Regions from separate parts of the Homo sapiens genome. Here regions 1 and 3 are each linked to region 2. A link is a contact called in ENCODE Hi-C or POLR2A ChIA-PET data. All regions are on one chromosome and are shown on one strand. Each heading gives the region's core, a stretch centred on a gene start or an enhancer-like site at or near the end of the contact. The rest is flanking DNA. Distances are from core to core; before and after follow the strand shown.

Region 1 (4,485 bases), core at 341-2,840, 1.5 Mb before region 2:
ACAAATGAGGGAACAGAGGCTTTGAAAGGTTAAATAGCTCACTCAAGGGAATATATGGATCTTAGGTCACAAAGGCAGGATTTGAAACCAGGCAGTTTGAGTTCCTCTCCATGCCTGTGCTATGAAGCTTACTTAAACTTTGGCATCCTCCCTTTGTACTTTCCAGATAGAACAGCTCTAATATTTTCATTGCGTCTCTATAAAGAAAGCTTTCAGAAGCTTAAAGACGTTCCCCAGCTTTGACTCTGTCTCCAAACGTACAGGAACCCAAACCACCCAACATCACTCCAGCTGCAGATGCTATTGTTTATAATATGTTATCCCGCTTCTTTCTCACAGCAGTCCCAACGGGGGCTCAGTCAAGTCTCATAACTCTCTAAGGACACAGAGCCATGGCCCAGCCCACACTCCCCAGGACTCTGGTGTATTTTTCTCCCCTCCTATCTGATGCTGCCTCTAGGTCCTAAGCTCAGCACTGTCCCCACAGGGTGCCTTACATGCACAGTGAGAGAATAACATTTCCCCAAACTCCTTGGCTGGTGTCATCAGGACAATTCCACTCCACTGGTTCTGGGTCTATTAACTCATTCTGTTCTCAGTGCATAAGCTCTTGCTAAGACGATTTTAGGGGTCCTATTGGCTGCTGGTTTCACTCTCCCTTTCATTCTCCAATTTATAGTCCACCCTCCACCAAGACTAGAATAATCTTTCTTAACCATTAATCTAGATCACATCACTGTCCTGCTTAAAATCCTGCAGAGGTTCCCCATATCCTTGGCCATGCCTGTGCTGGCCCCTGTCAGCCCAGCTGCCTCTCCGGTGACCACCCCCACCCCGCAGCCTCTGCTTCAGCCAGGAGCCTCGGCAGTTTCCAAAACACACCCTGGTGTTCTCTCTGTTGAACCTTTGCCCACTTTGCTTTTTCTGCTGGGATTGTCCACATTCCCCCTTTTCTGCCTAATGAATTTAAAGGATGACTTTAGGTCAAGATTTCACCATTCAGCGAAATCCTTTCTGAATCACAAATCCCCCCTCACGGCCCCTCCCACACTTTACCTATCCATCACTCCCAGTGGACTGTAAGCTCTTTGGAGATAAGACTCCATATCTGTTTAACTTGGTGCCTTCAAAACTGAGCACACGGTAAATGCCCTGAACTATTCATGAAATAAGTACAGAATGAATAAATCCTCCCGACTTCCCCACCACAGATAGCAGAGCAGCTCTCTTCGGAAGTCTCATAGCACTCTCTACCATTCTTCTATTAGCCCTTCCAGTCTTATCTCTAATTATTTCCTTCTATGTCTATTTTTCCCACTACATTGGAAGCATTCTTCTCCATTAGACTCTGAGATCTTCAAGGGTAGGAGGTAAAGGCCTGAGCACAAAGCCCAGCACATAGTAGGTGTTTAATTTATTGATTGAATGAAGTGACGCTTTCTTGTCAAACTTAATCACCCGGAGGCACCATCTTATACCTCAGATAACTTCCGCGTCAATACAGTGGTTTGAGTTTGTTCACGCTGAAGCAACCTTCCACTTGTCCGCCCACTCATATCTTAGGGGATCCTCCCCTCCTCTACCCTTTTGGCATGGAACCTCCCTACCGAAAGAGCTCTGTGTCACCCATAGACGTGTGAGTTTCAGTCTGAACTTCCTTTTTCAGGTTATTTATAAAAACGTAAAAGCTGCCCTACTCAATGCCAGCCACTGTTGAAACACTATCCTTTGCATGGTCCCTGGGCCTTAGCTCAGTCCTAGGTTGCCATCTTTGTAGTGTATATCTTTCATGACACAAGGGCGGGCACGGAGCCTTCATCTAATTATCCGTCTGCCCACCCACCCATCCGTTCATCCATCCCACACATGTTGAACATCTAAGAAGGACGAGGTCCCGTGCCAGGCTCTGGGAACTTCAGTGATAGACAAAACAAAGTCTCTGGCCTCAAGGAGCTCAGCTGAGACAGAAAACAAACACAGAGCAAATAATCGTAATGCTGTGATATACGTGCTCCCCCAGTCATTTAAAGCATGCAGGTGGGTCACCTATCGGGAGATGACCTCTGCCCCAGAAGGGACAGGATTTGAGCTGGGCCTTGATAGATAAGTGGGATTTTGCTACCCAGACAAGAGTGACGGAACAGCGGGTGCAATGGGGGAAGGGACCCAAGAAGTCACAAGGTGGTCACAGGAGTGAGAGAGGGCATGGCAGGGGAGATGAAGCTTATCCATTTATATTTTCTCACTAAGGGAAAATTTTTGTTTTCAAAGCCTGTGGGTCAATAATATCTTTGTAAAGGAAGAAAGGCATATTGATTATGGCCTTGCCTCTCCCAATAGCCAGAAAAAGCCGGAGTCTCTTCTACAAAGCTATGGAAAGAGCTGGAAACGGAATCCATTCTTTCATCCAAGATTTTCAGCACCTGTCACATGTACCTATGTATTCATGGGACTGTGATCATGCTCCCCAGTGCTGTACACTCCCTGAGATCAGAGACTTTGTTATGATCTGTGTTGCCACATGGTAAGCACCCCATAAATACTTGCTGAATGAATGCACTGACCCCTGCCAGCTACCAGGAACTGTGCTAAGTACTGGGAATAGGAAAATGGACTAGACGTGCTGCCTGCCCATCCAGCTAGGAAGGCTGACAGTCTAATCTGTTTGTTACGTGATCCAGTTTCTCAGGAATGCATTTTTGGAGTGGTAAGAAATTATTTGTTTTAAAGTTTGAGAGAAAAAAAAGATACAAGCTGAGAGGTGAGTCTTTCAGTGTGGATGGAAGGCCTCAGGCAGCTTCCAGGACGTGCTTGCAGATGCCAGTGTTACCCTGCTCCTTGCTTTTGCCACTCAGGCAGACGGGCTCCCTGGGAGGACCACCGCTCCTCAACACCCTCTCCCCAGACCCCAGACCAGGCTGGTCCCCTGCAAGGAAAGTCCTCTGCCTCAGCTGCCCTTCCCCGGGCTGTGCGGCACACTCACGTGCCCAAGTGCGCGCGCGCGCGCACACACACACACACACACACACACAGAGTCACACATGTGATCATACTCAACACACATTCTCCCCTGGCCACACACATATATAATCACACACGATCACACAGTCACACACATGATCACTCATATAGCACACATGTGATCACTCACACACTGACACAATCACACACAAAACACTCACATCAGGTCACACACAGTTGCACATGTGATCACACCCACAACACACACTCACAGTGACACACATTTGATCATACACTTGCGTTGTCACACACATGGTCACTCATACAACACATGCACACAAACACCCTCACACACAGTCACACACAGTCACACACCCACACAGGCACTCTTAGACATGATCACATGATCACAGTCACAACACGAGCTCATAGATAGGCACACATGCTCATGCAACACACACAGTAACACACACATGATCATATACTTATATAGGCACTCACACAGCCACACACCGATACACATGCTCAAATGCACACAACACGTGTCCATGTACTCACTCAACCACTCACAGTCACACGCTCACCCACATGCACAAACACATGCTCATACAGTCACACCTACACTATCACACTCAAATTCACATTTGCACATACACATTTATGTGCGCACACAGGCTCACACAGCACAAACTCACACAGAACCTCACACACCCAGACACACACACAGCCTGAGCCATTCAAGCGGCAGTACTCACATTTTCCATCTATTGGTGGTTTCAAAACAGGAAGCCTGCGTGGGAAGGGGAGGTGCTGGTGAAGTGAGAACCGCTGTAAAGGGGCCCAGGTGCATGGGCTGGATTCAAAAGGGACATCTCACTGACGCCTGGGTCTCCCTCACAGGCAGGAGAGCTGGGCTGCATGAGGCCCTGACTTGGCTCAGCTCCTGAGCAGCACCAGCTCTGGTGGGAAAGGTACTGAACGCCTGTCTGATGCAGCCACCCTGATCAAATCACACCTCTTCCTCGCCAGGGGTTTTCTGTGAGGAAGAAGGGAGCACCCTGCACCTTCCTGCCTGCCAATATGGGGCCCTCTCCTTTGGAAACTGCTTCTTCCAAGAGCCCTGCTAGACTTACTCGTGCCTGCCACGCCACCTTGCCCCTCAGGCCCTCTGCCGCTTACTCCATCACGCTCCTTTGCAATGGAAACATTCTGCTTTGTGCCGTACCCCAACCCCACTCCAAAGTGAAAGAGACCAGGGACCTGCTTTCGAATATTCACATCCTTGCAGCACTTTGTGTTCTACAGTTTTTTCATAATTAGCATCTCTTTCAATCCTCAAGACAGCTTCATGAGGCTAATAGTATACCCATTTTACAGATGAGGAAGCTGAAGGCAAGAGATTAAGTCAGCCAGGCATGGGACTTAATCAGTCAGCCAGGAATGGGTTCATTCCTGTAATCCCGAAACTCTGGAAGCCGAAGCAGGAGGGTCACTTGAGCCCAGAAGTTTGAGACTAGCTTGAGC
Region 2 (4,146 bases), core at 277-2,776:
TTCAGTGCCTCTACAAGCTCATATAATTTTAAGGGGTTATAAGCCCTGAAGTTAGGGGTCCCAAGGACCCTAAATTAAGTACCACTGCTTCAAACAGAAACTTAAATACTTTGTCCTTGCAGAATTAAAGAAACTTCTTCTTAAAACTCAGTTATAATAACAATATTAGGCTTAGAACAACTCAGTCTACCATTATCTTTTTGCCCTACTTTAAAAGTATAGAAAATGATAGCTAATATTTATTGAGAACCAGGTATTATTTTTGTATAACCTCATCTAATCCCTATACCTCTATGAGATAGGTACTTCTATGCTCCCCACTTTATAGATAGGGAAACTGAGGTCAGAGTATTTAAATAACTTGTTCAGTAGCAAGCAACAATAACAGAAAAAACCAGCTGGGATGTACATTCCACAACCTTTCTCTTTGCTACCACGTTATGTTATCTCTCAAGATGTTTTATATGCAGATGAGGGATTCTGAGTACCACCCCATGCTAATTAATTACATTACATAACGAATGGAAAAGCACTCTGTAAATGATCAAGGATCAGTTATTATTTACTAGGTATCAATCATTAGAAACTTTAAAAAATGATAGTGATATAAAGACAAATAACTTCCAGAGGGTTTCCTCTAAAAGTACCGAGCTGCCACAAACTTTCCAGTTTGGAAACTCTATGTACTGAGGTCTTGTTTTCTTCACTTACACCACCTCCAAATCTACTCTGCTGTAACACAGGGATGTCAGTATACATTATTTTTCCTTTTATGATGCAAAAGGAACAGATTATTTCCCTTTTCCTTTCAGTCTCCTCAGCCCCAGATTGCTGTCCCTTCATTCTAATTACGCCGCAGCAACAGAGGCTTGCAATGGTCAGGAGTTCTGATACCGACCAGTTCTTCAGCCTGATTCTTCTGGCCTTTAAAAGAAAAAAACCCTCCCAGAACGAAGGGAAAAGTAAAGCATTCGTGTTCAGCAGCCAGACCAGAATTCCCTTGAGTAAGAGATCTGCAACACCCAACATCAAACACTGCATTTTCTTTAAGCCCGTCCACGGTCGGCTCCTTCAAGTCCAGGCCTCCCTATCGGCCCCGCGATCCCTCCCAGCGCGAGCGGAAGGCCCCTCCGCCCGGACTCCCAGGTGGCGCAGCCCTCCAGGCCCCGAGGTCCCCCGGCCCAGCCCTCGCCGCCAGTCTTCGGGATGCCAGGCTACCTGCCAGCCTCTCCTCTCACTCGGCGCAGGACTCGGATCCGTATGCTACCGCGATCCTACCATCCGCCCAACGCCTAGCACCCAGAGGGCACTCGCTAACCAACCGCGGCGCGGAGAAAAGCCGTGCTGCGAGGACACCTTCCGCCTCGCCCACCCGAGTCCCAGGCGCTGAAGTCTCTCCATCTTCTTTTATTCCATCGCCCCCCGGCCCAGCCCGCTCAGGTGTATTCCGCTTCCTTCCCCGCCCACCCACCGTCCCCACCTGGAGGTGGTCCGCCGCCGCTCCGCACGCCACTGCTCTGCAAACTGTCCTAGCAGCTGGGCAGCCAGCAAGCGGGCCGGGAGGCTGGAGCGGCCAGCCAATCAGCGACCGGCGCCATAAGCTGATATGACGGCAGATCGCGCGAAGGGCCTGCGCGCAGCTCTCCGCGGTCACGTGGGCGCCGCGCGCTCGGCCACGCCCCCTTTGTCCTCTGACTAAGGGGAGGGCGGGCGCCCCATCCGAGTACCTTTGCGGTGGAGGATGCGGTTTCGGGTTTTGCGTTTGTTTCTTTGCTTTCTTTTTAAACTAGCTCTTGTGTCATTCATGGTGGTACCAGGCAGGTTTACGGTGTTTATACAAACATTCCTAGAACGGGTGCCCTGCGTTGAGGGAAATAGACGACACTTCCTTTGACGCGAATGTCTGGGTCGTTTTCTCCCTCAAGGGAGGAGGTGCAGATGTTCCCAAACAGGTGCTCAAGGTTTTAAGACGTAGTCCCCCCGATTTTCTAGCGCTGAATGGCTGGAGGCTCCGCGAGCCGGTGTATGTAGGGGTCTAAATGGTGACAAGATGAGGGTAAACATGGACAGAAACCTTTTCACGATACAAGTTGTTGAAAACCAAGGTTAACGCAGATCTAATTGGCTTTGATTTGCTACACATGAATCGAGCAGCTCCGATTTCCTGAAACAGAGCTGAGCAGAGGAGGGTGGCTTCACAGGCAGAAGAGGACGGAGGAAAGCAGAAATAAGGAACCAAAAGATCTGTCGTTTCAGAGTGACTTTCCTTAAACAGAGATTAAAACAGAGGGGACTGACTTGTGATACCAGCTCAGCAACTTCAAAGTGGCAAACTGGGCCACTTTACCTATTACATAAATAATATGGGGAATACATGACAGAAATGAGGGATTTTTAAGGGAAAAAAATAACATGATTCGATCTGCCTTCAAAAGACTTTTCCGGTAGTTAAACTTCAAATGTACATAGGATACTGGACAAAGTTCAAATGAATTTAAAATAGTGTAGGTGGTTTTTTTAAAAAAGACTCATTATATAAATAAAAATAAATTTTAAAAAGTTTTGAGTGTCTACTTCGTTTAACACATCGTACTGAACACCGGGAATGGAAAGAGATGTTACAATAATGACAAAGACATGGTTCCCAACCTTAAAAAGCTTATGTGCTGTGGGAGAAATGGGCATGTATAAATAACTATGTTGCTTATTACAAGGACAGGAAATAAACAGTAATTGGTGGTATAGGCTGAGCACAGAGACAAAATGGCTATTCTGATGAGGGAAATTAGGGAAGGAACATTGTTTTGCCCAATGAAATGATTTGAATGGACACTTTAAAATGTTATTGAGCATAGATGATAAAACATTTATTAAACGAATAAAAGCTCAAAAGTGAAATGTTATAAGCAAACATCAAATATCCTGAATCTCTAGAATTTTATTGTTGAATATGCCTTAGCTATTACAAGTGGTCTTTATTCTTGGTGACTTAGGGATTCCCAAGAAATTTGCAATCACTCCTGACAACTCAAAGTAGTAATAAGTTAACCTCAAGAGAACAATCTTGTTTAAAAATAAATTTAAGTGTATTTTTTAATTATTATTTAAGTTCTGGGATACATGTGCAGAACGTGCAGGTTTGTTACATAGGTATACATGTGCCATGGTGGCTTGCTGCACCTTCCAACCCGTCATCTAGGTTTTAAGCCCTGCATGCATTAGTTATTTGTCCTAATGTTCTCCCTCCCCTTGCCCTCCACCCCCTGACAGGCCCCGGTGTGTGATGTTTCCCTCCCTGTGTCCATGTGTTCTCATTGTTCAACTCCCACAGTTGAACAACTCCCACATACTCAATGAGAATATGTGGTGTTTGGTTTTTTGTTCTGTGTTATTTTGCTGAGAATGATGGCTTCCGGCTTCATCCATGTCCCTGCAAAAGACATGAACTCATTCTTTTTTTTATGGCTGCATAGTATTCCGTGGTGTATAAGTGTATTAATAGCACATCCTGGGGTGCAGCATTCCTACATGTCTTTTCTATCCAGGCACACTGATGGATCAGGGTAATTTATTTATTCATTGTTTGCAAGGGTCTATGGTACCAACCAGCCAGTACCAAGGAATTCAGAGATAAGCCACAATACCTGCCTATGTGTCTGGATGGAACATGAACATGGAAACAAACCATTTAATCATTAAATTACTCAATTTATTTACTCAATAAATCATTATGTAATGGTGATAAGTGTCAGGCACTGTCATATGCACAGGAGATATACTGATAATCAAAACAAAGTCTGCTCTAATGAAGCTTACACACTAGTAAGGAGACAGAAAACTGATAATAAATAAATAGATATATAATACAATGTCGGACAGTGCTATGAAGAAAAAGAAAATGGGGTAAGAGAATCAAAATTAACGGAAGCTGTTAACTTCAGACAGCATGGTCAGTCAGTTTCTCTGAGAGGGCTACATTTGACCTGAACAGAGTTAGAAGTCCTCATTCACTTGGAAGATTCTAAACTGAGATTGAGTTTGAATTTTTTTCAATGAAATGTTGCCTTTCAATGCATCAATAATTTATCAGCCCACGTTCATTATATAACATTATACTTTAATGAGAACACTAAGCACTAAACTGTT
Region 3 (4,597 bases), core at 1,825-4,324, 1.4 Mb before region 2:
ACACTTCACGATTGCTCACTATGTGCCAGGAACTGTTCTAAGCATTTTACCCACATTCAATCATTTCTATCCTGGCCCTACTGGCCCTAGATGGTGTGAGGCCTGGGCTGTGCAGATAGAATACCTGGGTTTGAATCCCAGCTTCACTGCTTACTGTTGTGACCTTGAGCAAGTTATGCAACCCTTCTAAACCTCAGTTGCCCAATTCATAAAATGGGCATGTGGTACCTTCCTCATTGAGTTGCTAGGAGGATAAAATGGGTAATAAAGATATAAGTACTTAGAACAGTATGGAGTAAGTATTCAATACATGCTAGCTATTAGGAGACCTCAGGGGTTAAACAAGCCAAAAATGACCCTTATGCTAATCTGTCAAGACATGTCAAGACCTCCTGGACTCAGAGCAGGAGAAAAGATGTCCCTTTAAAGCTGATTTGAATTTGAATCTCAAATATGACTGAGGAGTTCAGTTAAGTATTTCTTCCCTTAATTAAGCAATTTAGGTTTTTAATGCTGGCCTTATTTCAAAAAAGGCAGTAGCCTGAGACTATGCTAATTCTGCAGCATTCCCCAGCTGACTTCCCCACTCCCACCTCCAGCTTTTTTTTTTTTTTTTTCTTGAGATGAAGTCTCGCTCTGTAACCCAGGCTAGAGTGCAGTGGTGCGATCTTGGCTCACTACAACCTCCACCTACTGGGCTCAAGCGATTCTCTTATCTCAGCCTCCCAAGTAGCTGGGATTACAGGCATGCACCACCCCACCCAGCTAATTTTTGTATTTTTAGTAAAGACAGGGTTTCACCATGTTGGCCAGGCTGGTCTCAAACTTCTGATCTCAAGTGATCCGGCTGCCTCAGCCTCCCAAACTGCTGGGGTTACACCCAGCCCCACCTCCAGTTTTTAAGGAGAGCTGTGCACATTGATCATCCACACCGACGACTTCACCTGAAGCGTCCACACCTGACACACCCCTGCAGAACCCACATTTTCTCCCTGTAATTCTGGTATCAGGAACTGGAGCCCTAGTATTAGGAAGTCGTATTGGGACGTCAGTGGAAGGCAGAAACCATCAGTCCATTTTGCAGCCTTCTAAGGCCACTCCAACGTGTCCCAGCAGCCTGGAGAATAACAAATTCAAGGGTCTACTTTGATTAACAGATTACAACCAAGTTAGTAGAGAATAAACAAGGTTTGCCCAGAGATAAGGGAGGGGAGACATAAAGTTATTGCCTGTAATCCCAGCACTTTGGGAGACCGAGGTGGGTGGATCACCTGAGGTCAGGAGTTCGAGACCAGCCTGGCCAACATGGCAGAACCCCATCTCTTCTAAAAATATAAAAATTAGCCCGGTGTGGTGGCGCATGTCTATGGTCCCAGCTACTCAGGAGGCTAAGGTGGGAGAATCGCTTGAACCTGGGAGGCGGAAGTTACAGAGATTGCGCCACTGCACTCTAGCCTGGCGACACAGCGAGACTCCGTCTCAGAAAAATAAATACATAAATAAAGTTATCACCTGAAAAAAAAATGTGAGAAGGGAAAAAAATAAAAAGGACTTTCATTTACTTGGCCCTCACTGATTAAGTTTGGCCAACTCTCCTGTTCAGGTGCTGTAATTCAAAGATGAAAAGAAGCTGCGCCCAGTCCGGACGCCAGGCCTTGTGTCCCCACCTAAGAAATCTGCACGGCAGGGATTAACCAGGGGAGAAGGGCCTGGCCGCTGGGCCTTGGCTTCCTCTTAGGCAGAGTTCCAGCCCCTGAGACTTGAGCCGACCGGCCTGAGACGACTCCGGCCGCCGCCACCCTATGCTGGCAAACAGGCCTCTCCCCAGCAGGCTCCAGGGGCAGCCACCTGCGCTCTCCCTGCCCTCCCCTACCCCACTCTCCTAGAGGAAGGATGAAGAACAGCTCCCCCTCCTTACTCTCAGGCACCCACAGATTTCTGAGCTGCCGTCACCACTGACGAGAACCCAGGTCCCCTGGAGGGATCGCTTCTCCTTCTGATTCCATCCTCCCCATCAATGAACACGCAGGAACACCCACGCTCCCGCTCCTCCTACTCCAGGGGGAGACCGAACCCGAGAGCGACATCCGGAGCTGGAAGCCGCTGCAACGGGGGCGCCGGCCTCCCTGCCCCGCAGTCTCCCGCCCTTTCCCAGACACCGGAGGATCCCAGACCAGCCCAGTATTCCAGACGGAGAGGGTGCCCGAGTCCTCCGCAGGGCCCCGCCTCCCTAGGCGCTCGGCGCTGGAGACCTAGGGGAGCGCGCGAGAGAAACGCTGAGCTCCACCCGGCTGGGGCGGAGGCTGAGCACTATACCCGGGACTCGAACCCCGCGCCCTCGTCCCCCAGCTTTAGGCATCCCACGGCGAGCCCTGGCCCAACGCCCCCGCGCCGCGTCTTCCCCCGCACCCCCGCCCGGAGCCGAGTCCCGGGTTGCCAGCGCGCCCATCCCGCCCCCAACAGGTCTCGGGCAGCGGGGAGCGCGCTGCCTGTCCCGCAGGCGCTGGGAGGCGAGCCGGAGCGAAGCCGAGGGCCGGCCGCGCGCGCGGGAGGGGTCGCCGAGGGCTGCGAGCCCGGCCACTTACGCGCGGGCTCTGGGGAACCCCATGGAGAGGAGCACGTCCAGCGCCGATCCATGCTTGATGGTGCCGGGGCGCTGTTGGCGGTTCCTCCGGGGGGTGACTTTGCTGTACAGCTCCTCTCTCGCAGCCATGCCGAGCGGACTGGGGTGGCCGTACTGAGCCATGGCTCAGCGGCCAGCCATCGCCAGGGAAGGAGCCCGAGCCGGATGGTTCGGGAAGGAGGAGGGAGTCGGGCTGGGCCAGGGGAGGGGGCTCGGGGACCCAGAGCCAGGCAGGAGGCGGCGGCAGCGGAGGCGGCGCTCCGAGCTTCCCCAGTGTCGGGACTCTGACGCTTCCTGGTGAGGCCACAGGAGCCAGAACGCCGGCAAGCGGCCGCTGCGGGACCAGCCTCAGCCACTCGGGCCCCCGGCTGCCCCCAGCTCTGCGCCTGCAGTAGCCCTGTCTCCTCCGCCCCCTTCCCTCTCCTCGCCTAGCAGTCCGGGAATTTGCAATGAGTAATTTTTGAATGGATCAAAAAGGAAAAGGAGCCTTGTGGGCTGGCCCTGACTTGCCTGTACCCGGGCCCCGCCCCTCTCTTAAAGCGGCCGCGCTGTCCGAGGCTGCTCCGTGCGGGCAAGAGCTGTAGTCGCGCTACTTGGAGACGGAGGATCCCAACCTTATGGGCTGCTTGTGTGCTTCACCTCCCGAGAGTCACCCCCGGCGCCCCAGCCCTCTCCTTGGCTGGCATACCCGCCCAGCTGGGCCTCAAGACAGGAGATCAACCCATCTCAAGTTTCATGTGATTCTAGATGCGGTTATTAATGGAAATTGGGTGAACTGGTGGATGATACTAATGGACCAGAAGGCCAAGCCGTAAGGCCTAGGTAAAAGGTTTTGCTTCTCAAAGATCCTGCAAAACCCAAAGGGTTGTTAGGACCATCGGAAGTTGAGTTCCCAATCAGCCGGCCAAGTGGCTGCACTAAAGACCTACTGCGCTCTACAAGGTTATGGTCAGTGACTGAATAGTGCCTTCCCGGTGGGGCAGAGGGGTTGGGGAGAAGGACCTCAGGTTCTCAGAGGTGGCAGGACCTGGGAGGGGACAAGAAAAGAGGGACAGGGCAGAAAGAAGAGGGAAGGGAAAAAGAAAGGAGGAAGGAGGAGGAGAAGAAGGAAGGGCTAGGAGGGTAGAGGAAGAAGGAACAGAGAAAACATACTTCCTAATTATAAGAGGTGTTCAAAAGGGAACGGGCTTATTTCATTAGGGAGTGGATATCCTGTCAATAAAAGGATTCAAAGACGGACCGAATCACCACTGCACAATAATAAGTGAATTGTATCATAGGCTGGACAAAACTACTCCCACTGCAAAGATGGTGGAAGCCACAACCATATTGATGCCCCATGCCCCACCTGGTGAATTTGGCTGGGGGATGCTAACCCTCTTTCGTTTGGAAACAAAGTCATTGTCTTCAGTCAGGGACAAGGGTCCCACTTGCTATAATGAAAGAGGCAATGAGTACACCCTAACTGATAGTCTTTTTTGGGTAATAATAATAATAAAACCTAACATTTATTGGGCTCTTGTATGTGCCAGTCATTGTGCTAATCGTAATGAATGAACTCACTGAAGTTTTATACTGACCCTAGGAGTGTGTTTAATCATTATCCCAGTTTTACAGATGAGAAAACTCAGCTCAGAGAGGTTGGGGAAGATCATAGAGCTGGTAAGTGCGTAGCTACAGCACTCGTATCCACTGCGGTGCCTTAGACAAGTTACTTCTCTCTACAGCCTAATTTCCTCATTGGTATGGACCGTGGTAACCTAACCTTGCACACACTGGGTTTTCCAGAAATGTCAGTCCGGGCCTGTCCCTGGTTGGAATATGGGGGAGGGATGGTGACCAGCACCCATGGAGTGGCTTTTTGAGGTTGCTTTATAAGGCCTGTGAAGGTTTTACCAGGGGAAATGATACAGTGTAACTCCCTGAGCCCGGAATTGGTTTCCTAAAGAATAGCCAGTGGTGTTTGGAAGCAGG

What was found. Hi-C counts contacts between places; a loop is a spot of excess contacts on that map. ChIA-PET counts read pairs that join two places held with the same protein, here RNA polymerase II (POLR2A). Pooled maps may share reads with other maps.
Region 1: a loop to region 2 is called in a map of naive thymus-derived CD4-positive, alpha-beta T cell, with 4 times the contacts of the local background. The contact joins the enhancer-like site here to the promoter of SC5D in region 2. A Hi-C loop is called at or near these places in 1 of 168 maps with a recorded cell type or tissue (naive thymus-derived CD4-positive, alpha-beta T cell) and 8 of 50 pooled maps. POLR2A ChIA-PET finds 5 or more read pairs at or near these places in 1 of 52 experiments (activated CD4-positive, alpha-beta T cell).
Region 3: a loop to region 2 is called in a pooled map, with 3 times the contacts of the local background. The contact joins the promoter of UBASH3B here to the promoter of SC5D in region 2. A Hi-C loop is called at or near these places in 5 of 50 pooled maps.

The regions. Positions count from the first base shown.
Region 1 is chr11:122,743,421-122,747,905 of GRCh38, reverse strand. The region is part of intron 1 of UBASH3B (ubiquitin associated and SH3 domain containing B); the gene reads right to left. Among named protein-coding and RNA genes, the nearest start is that of UBASH3B, 90 kb to the right of the region's middle. RefSeq lists enhancers at 2,462-3,429, 4,129-4,228. Within about 2 kb of position 1,590, at least 8 of the 41 ENCODE cell types and tissues checked have a DNase peak (open chromatin) inside an H3K27ac peak, as active enhancers do.
Region 2 is chr11:121,290,151-121,294,296 of GRCh38, reverse strand. It overlaps SC5D (sterol-C5-desaturase), which reads right to left and starts at 1,526. Exons shown (of 5, transcript NM_006918.5): 1 at 1,481-1,526. RefSeq lists a silencer at 1,515-1,564 and an enhancer at 1,735-1,784.
Region 3 is chr11:122,654,199-122,658,795 of GRCh38, reverse strand. It overlaps UBASH3B (ubiquitin associated and SH3 domain containing B), which reads right to left and starts at 3,074. Exons shown (of 14, transcript NM_032873.5): 1 at 2,586-3,074. The coding sequence starts at 2,746. RefSeq lists a silencer at 2,415-2,464 and an enhancer at 2,668-3,169.